Regions from separate parts of the Homo sapiens genome. Here region 1 is linked to region 2. The links are chromatin contacts, found by Hi-C or POLR2A ChIA-PET in ENCODE. All regions are on one chromosome and are shown on one strand. Each heading gives the region's core, a stretch centred on a gene start or an enhancer-like site at or near the end of the contact. The rest is flanking DNA. Distances are from core to core; before and after follow the strand shown. Region 1 overlaps KMT2D (lysine methyltransferase 2D). Region 2 has its middle 31 kb from the start of TUBA1C.

Region 1 (5,513 bases), core at 3,014-5,513, 190 kb after region 2:
AGGAGCAGGGTCCCTTGGTAGCTTACAGCATCCTAACGCTGTGGGATGGGGTTCCTGACTCTGGTCGCAAATCAGTGTTGTAGCGTCATAGTAGACTGGATCTGAGTGGGATGGGGAGATCTAGTTGGACATTTGGGTTTCTCTGTGTTTCCCCAGGACATGTGTGTGGTATGTGGCAGCTTTGGCCGGGGGGCAGAGGGCCACCTCCTTGCCTGTTCGCAGTGCTCTCAGTGCTATCACCCTTACTGTGTCAACAGCAAGGTGAGTTCAGGGCCCAAGAGGTGTAGGCTGGGGAATAGGGTCAGTTATTTCTTACCCTAGTTCCTTGTCCTGGCCATACCACCTCTTAAAGCGGCCATCGGTCATGGTTGTTCATTAGTCACCAGTGGTTATCAAACTTTTCTTGGGGAAAAGTACTTTGGAACTCAACGGTGGACTTGATAGTTTCTTTGTGGTAGGCCCTGACTTGCTGGTATAATTCAGTCCATCGTAAAAAATAACAACATGGCTGGGCATGGTGGCTCCCACCTGTAATCCCAGCACTTTGGGAGGCCTAGGTGGGTGGATCACCTGAGATTAGGAGTTCAGGACCATCGTGGTCAACATGGTGAAACCCCGTCTCTTCTAAAAAATAACAAAAATTAGCTGAGTGTGGTAGCGCGTGCCTGTAATCTCAGCAACTCGGGAGGCTGAGGCAGGAGAATTGCTTGAACCCAGGAGGCGGAGGTTGCAGTGAGCCGAGATCACGCCACTGTACTCCACTCCAGCCTGGGCAACAGAGTGAGATCCGTCTCAAAAAAAAAAAAAAAAAAAAAAAAAGGAAAAACTGGGGGACCTAATTCGGTCCACAGTCTCTTTTTAGGGGCTTGGCTAGTGGAAAGATTGCTATTCTATTCACAATGAGGCAGTGGCTAGTGCAGCTCTTCTCTGATCAGCAGAGATCATTGGGAGCCTAAGTTTAGAGTCACTGTTTTGGGGACAAGGGTGCTCTGCCTAAGTCTCTGTGTGCTCAAATGGAGGCCTAGTCTCTGCATTGGGCTGCCTCCAGCCTCACCCTTAGAAGTTCCACCTCCTAGGCTGGGCACGGTGGCGCACACCTGTAATCCCAGCACTTTACTTCGGGAGGGTGAGGCGGGTGGATCACCTAAGGTCAGGAGTTGGTGACCAGCCTGACTAACATGGTGAAACTCTGACTCTACTAAATACAAAAAAATTAGCCAGGTGTGGTGGCAGGTGCCTGTAATCTCAGCTACTTGGGAGGCTGAGACAAGAGAATCACTTGTACCTGAGAGGCAGAGGTTGCAGTGAGCCGAGATCGCGCCATTGCACTCCAGCCTGGGGAACAAGAGCAAAACTCCATCTCCAAAAAAAAATAAAAAGAAGTTCTACCTCTTTTCCACCTCACACCCTGAGAAGTTCCCATCTTCTGCCCCAGATCACCAAGGTGATGCTGCTCAAGGGCTGGCGTTGTGTGGAGTGTATTGTGTGTGAGGTGTGTGGCCAGGCCTCCGACCCCTCACGCCTGCTGCTCTGTGATGACTGTGATATTAGCTACCACACATACTGCCTGGACCCCCCACTGCTCACCGTCCCCAAGGGCGGCTGGAAGTGCAAGTGGTAAGGAGACTGGGATCTTCAGTGGAGCCCTGGGGCCTTGAGATGTTAAAGTGGATATGATGTTGAGTATGTGACAGAGGCTGGGTTTAGGAGGCCAGGCTGGTGGCTTGGGTTTCCGGTGAGGGGACTTCTGGGTACTTCGGGTAGGTTGGGTGCTAAAGCTCTGTTTTCCTGCTCCTATCAGGTGTGTGTCCTGTATGCAGTGTGGGGCTGCTTCCCCTGGCTTCCACTGTGAATGGCAGAATAGTTACACACACTGTGGGCCCTGTGCCAGCCTGGTGACCTGCCCTATCTGTCATGCTCCTTACGTAGAAGAGGACCTACTAATCCAGTGCCGCCACTGTGAACGGTGAGAACATCCCTTTCTCCTCACTTTGGCCCTGTTGCCAGCCTCGCATTGCCTGAGCTTATTTCCTCCAGTCTCTGTTCTCCAGGTGGATGCATGCAGGCTGTGAGAGCCTCTTCACAGAGGACGATGTGGAGCAGGCAGCCGATGAAGGCTTTGACTGTGTCTCCTGCCAGCCCTACGTGGTAAAGCCTGTGGGTGAGTACCAGCTGCTGGGTAGGGGGAGGAGTCAGAGCAGGGGTACCTTGCTTTGGGACAGGACCTCAGCCACCTCCGTTTGTCCTTCTCTCCATAGCGCCTGTTGCACCTCCAGAGCTGGTGCCCATGAAGGTGAAAGAGCCAGGTGAGTCACAGAAATTTTGAATGCCAAAGCCAGACCAGACGTCGGACATCATCTAGTCTAGCTCCAACCCCCTAGCTTCATCTCCTTATTTTAAGAGGAGGAAACTCAGACCCAGAGAAGTTAAGTGGCCTGCCCAAGGTCACCTAGTAAGTTAGTGGCAAAGTTATGCCTAGAACCAAGGTCTCCAGCTTCCCGGGCAATGTTCCTTTCATCAGGCACCATGGTCTCTTCACTGCTAGGATTTCGTCTTCAGATCTCTTTTTTTTTTTTTTTTTTGAGATGGAGTCTTGCTCTGTTGCCCAGGCTGGAGTGCAGTGGCACAAGCTTGGCACATTGCAAGCTTTGCCTCCCGGGTTCACGCCATTCTCCTGCCTCAGCCTCCTGAGTAGCTGGGACTACAGGTGCCCGCCACCACGCCCGGCTAATTTTTTGTATTTTTTAGTAGAGATGGGGTTTCACCGTGTTAGCCAGGATGGTCTCGATCTCCGGACCTCGTGATCTGCCAGCCTCGGCCTCCCAAAGGGCTGGGATTACAAGCATGAGCACCGCGCCCGGCTGAGAACATAACTCTTTTTCCTAAGTGAAAGGGGCCAGGGACATCTCCATCGTGATATGGCACTGCTGCTGGCATCTAGGACACTGTGTGCTGGCATTCAGCAAGTAGGGGCCCTCATAGCCCCAGACAGCAAGAGAATCTATTTAGTGAACCTAGGGTTAATCATGAGCAAAGGCAGGCTTCTGAGTTACAGTTCCTCTCTGAATCTCCCTGGGTCACTGACAGAGAACTCGGGCCTCAGCCAGTGCCCCTTGGTGGCCTGTTCTCCTCAGCATTTAGACCCTAAGCTGGACTTTTGTCACTGCCTTTGTCTCAGCTAAGGACATAGGTTGAAACTTGCAGTTCTGGTTTCCCTGGGGCTTCCATCCAGGGATCACATACTCTTTCCTCTTATGCAGAGCCCCAGTACTTTCGCTTCGAAGGTGTGTGGCTGACAGAAACTGGCATGGCCTTGCTGCGTAACCTGACCATGTCACCACTGCACAAGCGGCGCCAACGGCGAGGACGGCTTGGCCTCCCAGGCGAGGCAGGATTGGAGGGTTCTGAGCCCTCAGATGCCCTTGGCCCTGATGACAAGAAGGATGGGGACCTGGACACCGATGAGCTGCTCAAGGGTGAAGGTTAGCTTGGGGAATCTTAGGGAGCGGCAGAGTAGGGGGAGCGTGACTCTGGGAGTGGGATGTTGGGTGGGGGCTACATTGCCACTCAGTTACCCTTAAGCACTGCTGTCTCGTCTAAGTGGCTCTGAGGCAAGGTATTCAGCTCTCTCAGTGGCAGGATGACAAGGTTAAAAGGGCCTATAGTTCTGATTTGCCTCCATCTCTTCTGTCACCATACGCAGGTGGTGTGGAGCACATGGAGTGCGAAATTAAACTGGAGGGCCCCGTCAGCCCTGATGTGGAGCCTGGCAAAGAGGAGACCGAGGAAAGCAAAAAACGCAAGCGTAAACCATATCGGCCTGGTGAGGTCCTGGGATGGGGTTGTGGGGTGGTGGGGTGGTGCGGGGCAGCTCAATAGGTCCCCCAGCGGCTTCTCATCCACAACTCTGCCTCCTCATAGGCATTGGTGGTTTCATGGTGCGACAGCGGAAATCCCACACACGCACGAAAAAGGGGCCTGCTGCACAGGCGGAGGTGTTGAGTGGGGATGGGCAGCCCGACGAGGGTGAGACGGGTGAGGGCACCAGTGGGGCCTGGGAGAAGGTGGGGCAATGCTAGAGAGACCCAGGGGGTGGACTCATTGAAAGGGCCAAGAGGGTGGTAGACCCAGCTGGTGTTGTGGGAGAGAGTAGGCACAAAGTGTCACCCTGCAAGTTGGGAGCAGCATGCTCTCAACCCGAGTCTGACACTTCCGTTCTGTCCACAGTGATACCTGCTGACCTGCCTGCAGAGGGCGCCGTGGAGCAGAGCTTAGCTGAAGGGGATGAGAAGAAGAAGCAACAGCGGCGAGGGCGCAAGAAGAGCAAACTGGAGGACATGTTCCCTGCTTACTTGCAGGTGGGTCTCAGGCTCCAAGCAGTGAGGGAGGTGTCTGTGCCCTGCAGGGCATGAAGAAAACTGTTTCTCCTTGACTGCCCCACAGGAAGCCTTCTTTGGGAAGGAGCTGCTGGACCTGAGCCGTAAGGCCCTTTTTGCAGTTGGGGTGGGCCGGCCAAGCTTTGGACTAGGGACCCCAAAAGCCAAGGGAGATGGAGGCTCAGAAAGGAAGGAACTCCCCACATCGCAGAAAGGTTAGTTATGTGGGAGTGAGTGGTGTGAGAGAATCCAACTTTCTTCTGGCTTAGGAGCTGGCAAGTTATTTGATGGGAAATGGACTGGCCTCCAGGAGTCAAGGGTGGGGTCAAGGGTCCTGGCCTGTAGGGCTGTGGGACTGGAGACCTGTTCTGGGCATCAGATGTAGGACATCTCTGATTGGAGGGGGGACTCTTGCTCATAGGAGATGATGGTCCAGATATTGCAGATGAAGAATCCCGTGGCCTCGAGGGCAAAGCCGATACACCAGGTGAGGGCTGCCGGGGTTACTGTGTCCTGTCTTGGCCTTGCTTGCCTCTGTCCCTCTGCTGTGCCCCTGAGCATTGTCAGTGTTGGAGGCTGGAAACTGTCCCATGGCCCTCTGTGGTTCAGAGTGGCCATGACCCATCCTGGCCTTGACCCATGGGTTTCTCCTGGCATTTACAGGACCTGAGGATGGGGGCGTGAAGGCATCCCCAGTGCCCAGTGACCCTGAGAAGCCAGGCACCCCAGGTGAAGGGATGCTTAGCTCTGACTTAGACAGGATTTCCACAGAAGGTGAGGCTGTGACCCGTACCTCTTTGTGTATAAGGGTTTTCTATGGGAGAAGGAGGAGGTCCTATCTTTGGGACTGTGATCTGTACAGCTTCTCTGGTGGGGAGTCCTGGACTGTTCCTGGCCATGATCATTTGTAGACCTGTGGTGTCACCTGAACTTCCCAGTCTTCCTCAACAGTGTCCTTCATTCCCCCACAGAACTGCCCAAGATGGAATCCAAGGACCTGCAGCAGCTCTTCAAGGATGTTCTGGGCTCTGAACGAGAACAGCATCTGGGTTGTGGAACCCCTGGCCTAGAAGGCAGCCGTACGCCACTGCAGAGGCCCTTTCTTCAAGGTAATACAGGTGGGAGTGGTCTGAAGAC
Region 2 (6,663 bases), core at 1,932-4,431:
CTCCCCACCCCTCTTTCTCTCTCTCTCTTTTTTTTTTTTGACAGGGTCTCTGTCACCCAGGCCAGAGTGCAGTGGCGCGATCATACTCACTGCACCCTCGAACTCCTAGGCTCAAGGGATACTCTTACCTTGGCCTCCCAAGTAGCTGGGACTGCAGGCACATGCCACCACATGTGGCTAATTTTGAAAACTTTTAATAGAGACAGGGGTCTCACTGTGTTGCCCAGGCTGGTCTTGAACTCCTGGGCTCAAGTGATCCTCCTGCCTCAGCCTCCCAAAGTGTTGGGATTACAGGTGTGAGCCACCACATCCAGCCCAGGGTAGATTTTTATCTTATTTTTCTTTTTTCCTTTTTTTTTTGAGACGGAGTTTCACTCATTGCCCAGGCTGGAGGGCAATGGCACGATCTCGGCTCACCGCAACCTCCGCTCCCAGGTTCAAGCAATTCTCCTGCCTCAGCCTCCCGAGTAGCTGGGATTACAGGTACGCGCCACCACTCCCGGCTAATTTTGTATTTTTAGTAGAGATGGGGTTTCTCCATGTTGGTCAGGCTGGTCTTGAACTCCTGGCCTCAGATGATCCACCTGCCTCAGCCTCCCAAAGTGTTGGGACTACAGGTGTGAGCCACGATGCCTGGCCCGGATTTTTATCTTATTTCTCATCTCGTTTTGTTAGTTGTCTGAGTATCTTCTTCAAGCACCCATATAGAAAGTTAACATTTTCTCTATGATCAGTATCATGGTAGAATCAGCAGGTCTCATTCACGAGGGCTTAGTTATTGAAGTACCAAAGGATGTCCTTATAACATATTGACTATACAGTCATGCTTTGCATAATGATGTTTCAGTCAATGGTGGACCTCATTAATGATGGTGGTTCCGTAAGATTATAATATCATAATCCGGACTGTATCAAATACTGTTCCTTTTCTGTTTAGCTATGTTTAGATACAGGAATACTTATCATGGTGTTATAATTGCCTACAGTATTCAGTACAGTTACATGCTATATAGTTTTGAAGCCTAGGAGCAATAGGCTGTGTTATATAGCCTAGGAGTGTAGAAGACACTACCACCTAGGTTTGTGTATGTGCACTCTATGTTTGCACAGTGATGAAATTGCCTAAGGATGCATTTCTCAGAAAGTATCAGTCATTAAATGACACATGACTTATATGGAAGTCACATGACATGGACCCCAAGGACTACATAATCAGTGAGGCTTCAGTAGGCTATACTGTTGATAAAGCTACTTCATCTCTTTCAGGAAAATCATCATAAGCTCATCTCTGAATACAACATTCAGTTTTGTTGGAAAGTAACTATCAAGGTTTGCCGGGTCAGAACTATGCTTGATAACATGTTTCCATTACAAATGCTTTCTATCCCTCATACCATATTTTTCCGGGTGGGTGGGCCAACTGCAATCTGCTCTAATATTCTGCTTTCTACCAGTTCTCCCAACGTTTTCTGATTATGGACTTTAACAAAGTGCAATACCGGGGAATGCAGGCTCATGCTGAAGTATATGTATAAATGTGTTTGCTAATGCATTTAGACCCTCATGTGAAAAGGGCCTGAAGTCTTCTAAATAGAAAAATCTTCAACTGAATCAGAACTGACTGAGGAGTTTGGAAAATGTTGGCAGGGCTTCATGATCTTATATCAAACCGTGGCAAGGCCACATTTTAACATCTCCCTACTCCCAGATTAATTTCATTTCTGTCACCCTCTTCACCTTGGAAACTCCTCCCATTCAGCAAAATCAGAAGCATTCAGAATAAGCACATTGTGATTTCTGTCCCTGAAACCCGCTGTGTGCACTGATGGAAAGCATAGTTTTAGTTTGTAGCCCTGTGCCCGTGGGCCGGTGGAGGAAATTAAATGAGTTGAGCCTCAGGTTTTCCTCAGAGACCAGCAATGTAACAAATGACGACTCATTGAGGCCCGAGGGCTCCTCAACACAGGCCACTTTCTTGCAGAGAGTCAGCCTGGTCTCTTTTTATTTTTTAAAAACTATGTAAGATTTTTTTTTTTTTTTTTTTGAGACCGAGTCTCACCCTGTCACCCAGGCTGGAGTGCAACTTTCGCCTCCCAGGCGAACTGTAACTTTCGCCTGCCAGGTTCAAGCAATTCTGCCTCAGCCTCCCGAGTAGCTGGAATTACAGGCGCGCACCACCAGGCCCAGCTACTCTTTGTATTTTTAGTAGAGACGGGGTTTCACCATGTTGGCCAGACTGGTCTCAAACTCCTGACCTCAGGTGATCCACCTGCCTCGGCCTCCCAAAGTGTTGGGATTACAGGTGTGAGCCACTGCGCCCAGCCTGGTCCAGCCAAGGTGCCAGCGAGTCTCTCCTGGACAAAAAATGGGGCGCTGACCTGCAACCCCGACACCTTTCCGGAAAGGGCCTTGCAGCGGCGCGGCGCGTCCAGCAGATGGCGCCCCAGCTGAATTTTCGCGAGCTGTCCTCCAAGCTTGCAGAAAAATCTGGAACTAACAGGAAGGGGAATTTTTTTTTTTTTTAAGCATTCTAATTTTCAACCTATACTGCCTTTTTGTCCGTGTCAGGAGCCCTTTTTATTCGAATAAGTTGCAATGCATTTGAGATGTCTAAAAGACTTTTTGATTACGCAATCCCAAATTAATTTTTTTTTTTTTTTTGGCCGGGCGCAGTCGCTCACGCCTGTAATCCCAGCACTTTGGGAGGCCGAGGCGGGCGGATCACGAGGACAGGAATTCGAGACCAGCCTGACCAACATGGTGAAACCCCGTCTCTACTAAAAATACAAAAATCAGATGGGCGTGGTGGCGGGTGCCTGTAATCCCAAATACTCGGGAGTCTGAGGCAGGAGAATCGCTTGAATCTGGGAGGCGGAGGTTGCAGTGAGCCGAGATCGCGCCAGTGCACTCCAGCCTGGGCAACAAAAGCAATACTCCGTCTCCAAAAAGAAAATTTTTTTTAGGATGTCCACTCTTCCAAAAGACCCAAGAGGGAGGTTTTCAAACAGCATTAATTGTCACAAGAGTTCAGAAACTTTCGCGGACAGCGATATGTGAAGAAAGGCCGCTTCTAAACAGCAGGGCGTGGCGGGGGCGCGCTCGCCGGGCCGCGGCGGAAGTGGCCTTCGTGGCGGGCGGGGCGGCGGCTGCGGCCTGGAGATAGCGCCGCCTGCTGGTCACCGGGGACAGAGCGCTCGGGGCTCGCCAGGACTGCGGCGCCACGCGGGTGGGAGCCCGAGCCCAGGCCCAGGCCCTGGCGCTGCACGTCACCGTACTAACCAAGGAAGCAAAGTCATGGACACAACCACAGCCTCCTTTCTGCTCTGCAGAGAAACCTGGAAGCCTACTCTGGTTTGGAGAGTAGTGTTTCAACGAACTTAACGGTTTTTAGCGCTTGCCACAGCTAAACAGGGTGGACTTGATTTTTAGGGTGTCCTTGTTATTTAAGACAATGCTAAAGGAGAATGAAAATTAGAACCTGGTAGGGGACTGCTTTCATTTATTCTCTCCTGCTTTAATGGGATTTACAACATATTAAAAGCAGTTATCAGAGGCAAATTGGATAAATGGGCTAGGGGTTGCGTTTCAAGGTGGAGGCGTTTGTCATTTCTGACTGTGGCCCCTCGTTTTTATTCCAGGATCGTTGCAGTGCCATTTCTAGGTCCCTCCTCCTCTCCCCACTTCCCTTTTCTCTGCACCCATTTGACAGGAGCCTCTGCAATCATCTGCTTATTGCGCGTCACCGTCATCCAGTGGGAGAGCCTTGTGGTACCACCTTTCTCCACCTATGGCTGCGGCCCGCAGGAAGATGACGGGTTGCGCTTCTGCTCTGGAGCCAGCCCTGTTGCCGGGAACTGCAACCCGCAAGATGATGCCAGAGCTCAGCTTCCCTCTTTTTATGTTGCAGAGTTTATGCTGCCCTGCACTGAGCAGACGCTTTCGCTTACGCAGCCCTGCCCTTCACCTTGCCCAGTGATTCCGGAATAACCTTCCGGACCCTCCTACTTGCAGAGGTTCGTTGCTTCAAGCGTCATAATCATTCATCTCCGTTTTTCCTCTAGTGATGAAGGCTCGTGGACGGACCACGGTTCACTCGGTCTAGGAGTCACGCTGTTGATCAGGTTGTCAGACATCAAAATTCCCATCTCCCATCAGGGCACAGCTATAGGGCTCTGGGTCAAAACAGGGCCTTCTCTTTTGTCTGGTAGCACCAGAAACACGGTAATTGGGAACCCATCAGGAATGGAAGGCTCCTTGAGGCCCTGGAGATGGAATGTTGGGCCCCCAAGTCCTGAAAGGAACCAGTGGGGCTGTAATCTTCACAATCTGGATCCAGCCAGAAGAGCACTGAGAGCTCAGTGTTTGGAGGACAAAAAAGGGCAATGGATATACAGTAACTTAGTGAATCAGGGCCCGGATCCAGGAAGATGCCTGACATTTGTTTATCAGCAGAGAAACAGAAGTAAAGGAGGGGAACCTTCTCCTAAGTGTTACTGTGTTATGAAAGTGTCCTTCAGGGAGAGGCGACATGAACAGGGCAGCTGATAACGTTGATACTGTGCAGGCACACATCTCCCCACATTCCCCAGGCTGCTGAACCAAGTGTACCAAACTAATCGCAAGGACACAGCTTTGAGCCTCCCCGGCGGCAGTCCCTGGAGAGAGTCCGCTCAGACAAAGCAAAGCGCGCTCCCAGCGGGGAGGGGTGGCCACTTTTTCTTTGTTCTCCCTTGGAAAATCGGCTGTCTCTCAAGTCTCGTAAACCAGCTGCTTTCACTTCTTGCAGGGGGTCAAAATCAATTAATCACCAATCATGTTTGGACAGCACAGTTTTGAAGCCCTGAACTCTGTGAAATGCAGGGTCAAACTATTTTTAGAATTTTAACATGCCGTTAAGTTTGTATTCTGAGTTTCCCAGCAAAAATTTCTGAAATGTGCCCCACTTTGAAAAAATAAAATAAAAAGAACACCTCCAGAAAAAAGGTGGTGGAGACAGAGTGTTTGGGATTGTACTTAACCCCAAAACGACAAGTCATACATCTTACACTTAGGAATCTCTTCTTCACAGAAGTATAAGTTACTGAGCAGATATCTTTGCCTGCTGAGAAGCCCCTTCAGCAGTAAAAGGGAGAGCTCTCTGAGAAACCTCAACTTTCTACATTATAAGTGATATTTTTTTCTCATAAGAAGGATTTAACATAGCGCCTTTTTAAAAATTCAGAATTGCCTATCCCTGATTTAAGTGGGGGATCAAGACAAAGGGTGCCTGACTTCTGTATCAGGAATAGGCGTGCCACTCCCCAAGCACTTGGAGCATCTGCTGCCTGGGCTGATTCTTAAACCGAAATCCACACGTGGCTTGACAGCTGAAGTGCCCTTTTATGTCCAGTTGGAATTTCATGTTGGGCAGGCTGCAATGAGTTCATATCCAAACAGAAAATGGGTTCTGTGGGTCAGAGAAAGCTTACTGTGCTGAGAAGGACAAGGTGGACATTTTGTAAATACTATAGGTTTATTTCCGGGGAATTTATCCGCAAAAATGAGGTTGCTTCATTCCCTTCACACAGCATCCTCAGGCCCTTTCAGACAGTTTCTGCTCTTTGGATTTCATCTGCTTGCTAAATATCCACTCCTGTTGTGTCCAGAACAAGGGACTATCTGCAGGTTACTGTGAAAGCAAGCGTTGGGTGGCCCTGAGGGCAGCTCCTCCCAATCAGCTCTTGTCCTCCTTCTGTCAGGCCCTCTGGAGGAAATGAGAGCCACCCCCAGCCAGGAAATCAGCCCAGCATTAGCGTTTAGGGATAGATGATCTAATGGCTCAGGTTCTATAGGTGACGTTCAGGCAAGCTTCTACAATAATTCTGAAGCTAGACACAGAACATATGAGCAGGTGTCCAAGAATTATGGATGCCTCTGAAAGTAACAGAAGGCCAGGCGCAGTGGTGCATGCCTGTAATCCTAGCCCTTCAGGAGGCTGAGATGGGAGGATCAATTGAGGCCAGGAGTTCGAGACCAGCCTAGTCAACATAGCGAGACTCCATCTATCTATCTATCTATCTGTCTGTCTGTCTGTCTGTCTATCTATCTATCTATCATCTATTTTTTTTAAGTAGCAGAAGTTTAAAGAAAAATAGCCATGGCACATACGTTCACAATACTACGCCGTGTTCTCTCCAGTGTTAAGGAGATTAAATTTAAAAGTTGTAAGCACTTTGAGGGCAAGAGCCCTGTTTCGCACTTCCTTTATATTTCGCACAGTGCCCAGCAAGGTATTACACATGCAGTGGTCACTCGGAATACTTAAAAAAGAAATTAGTGCTGGCTCACACCTGTAATCCCAGCACTTTGGGAGGCTGAGGTGGGAGGATTGCTTGAGCCCAGGAGTATGAGACCAGTCTGGGCAACACAAGATCCTATATCTACAAAAATTTTTTAAAAATTAGAGCTGGGAGTGGTGGTGCATGCCCGTAGTTAGTCCCAACTCCTTGGGAGGGTGAGACAGGAGGATCACTTGAGCCCAGGAGTTTAAGGCTGTAGTGAGCTATAATTGCACCATTGCACTACAGCCTGGGCAATAGAATGAGACCCTGACTATAAAAAACAACAATTAAAAAATAATGATGGACTAATGGAACAACAAACAGCTGTGCTCTGAGATTAAGC

What was found. A loop is a pair of places that touch in the nucleus more often than their neighbours do. ChIA-PET counts read pairs that join two places held with the same protein, here RNA polymerase II (POLR2A). Pooled maps may share reads with other maps.
Region 1: a pooled map shows a loop between it and region 2 (2.1-fold over the local background). The contact joins two enhancer-like sites. A Hi-C loop is called at or near these places in 1 of 37 single-sample maps with no recorded cell type and 1 of 50 pooled maps. POLR2A ChIA-PET finds 5 or more read pairs at or near these places in 6 of 52 experiments (AG04450, CD4-positive, alpha-beta T cell, CD8-positive, alpha-beta T cell and 3 more).

Annotation. Positions count from the first base shown.
Region 1 is chr12:49,042,713-49,048,225 of GRCh38, reverse strand. It overlaps KMT2D (lysine methyltransferase 2D), which reads left to right. Exons shown (of 55, transcript NM_003482.4): 15 at 157-261; 16 at 1,436-1,617; 17 at 1,802-1,966; 18 at 2,052-2,161; 19 at 2,259-2,306; 20 at 3,261-3,482; 21 at 3,704-3,823; 22 at 3,922-4,026; 23 at 4,228-4,358; 24 at 4,444-4,591; 25 at 4,798-4,863; 26 at 5,040-5,150; 27 at 5,348-5,485. Among named protein-coding and RNA genes, the nearest start is that of KMT2D, 15 kb to the left of the region's middle. Within about 2 kb of position 4,263, at least 2 of the 41 ENCODE cell types and tissues checked have a DNase peak (open chromatin) inside an H3K27ac peak, as active enhancers do.
Region 2 is chr12:49,231,114-49,237,776 of GRCh38, reverse strand. It overlaps a transcript of TUBA1C not described here. Among named protein-coding and RNA genes, the nearest start is that of TUBA1C, 31 kb to the left of the region's middle. RefSeq lists a silencer at 3,011-3,300. Within about 2 kb of position 3,181, at least 36 of the 41 ENCODE cell types and tissues checked have a DNase peak (open chromatin) inside an H3K27ac peak, as active enhancers do.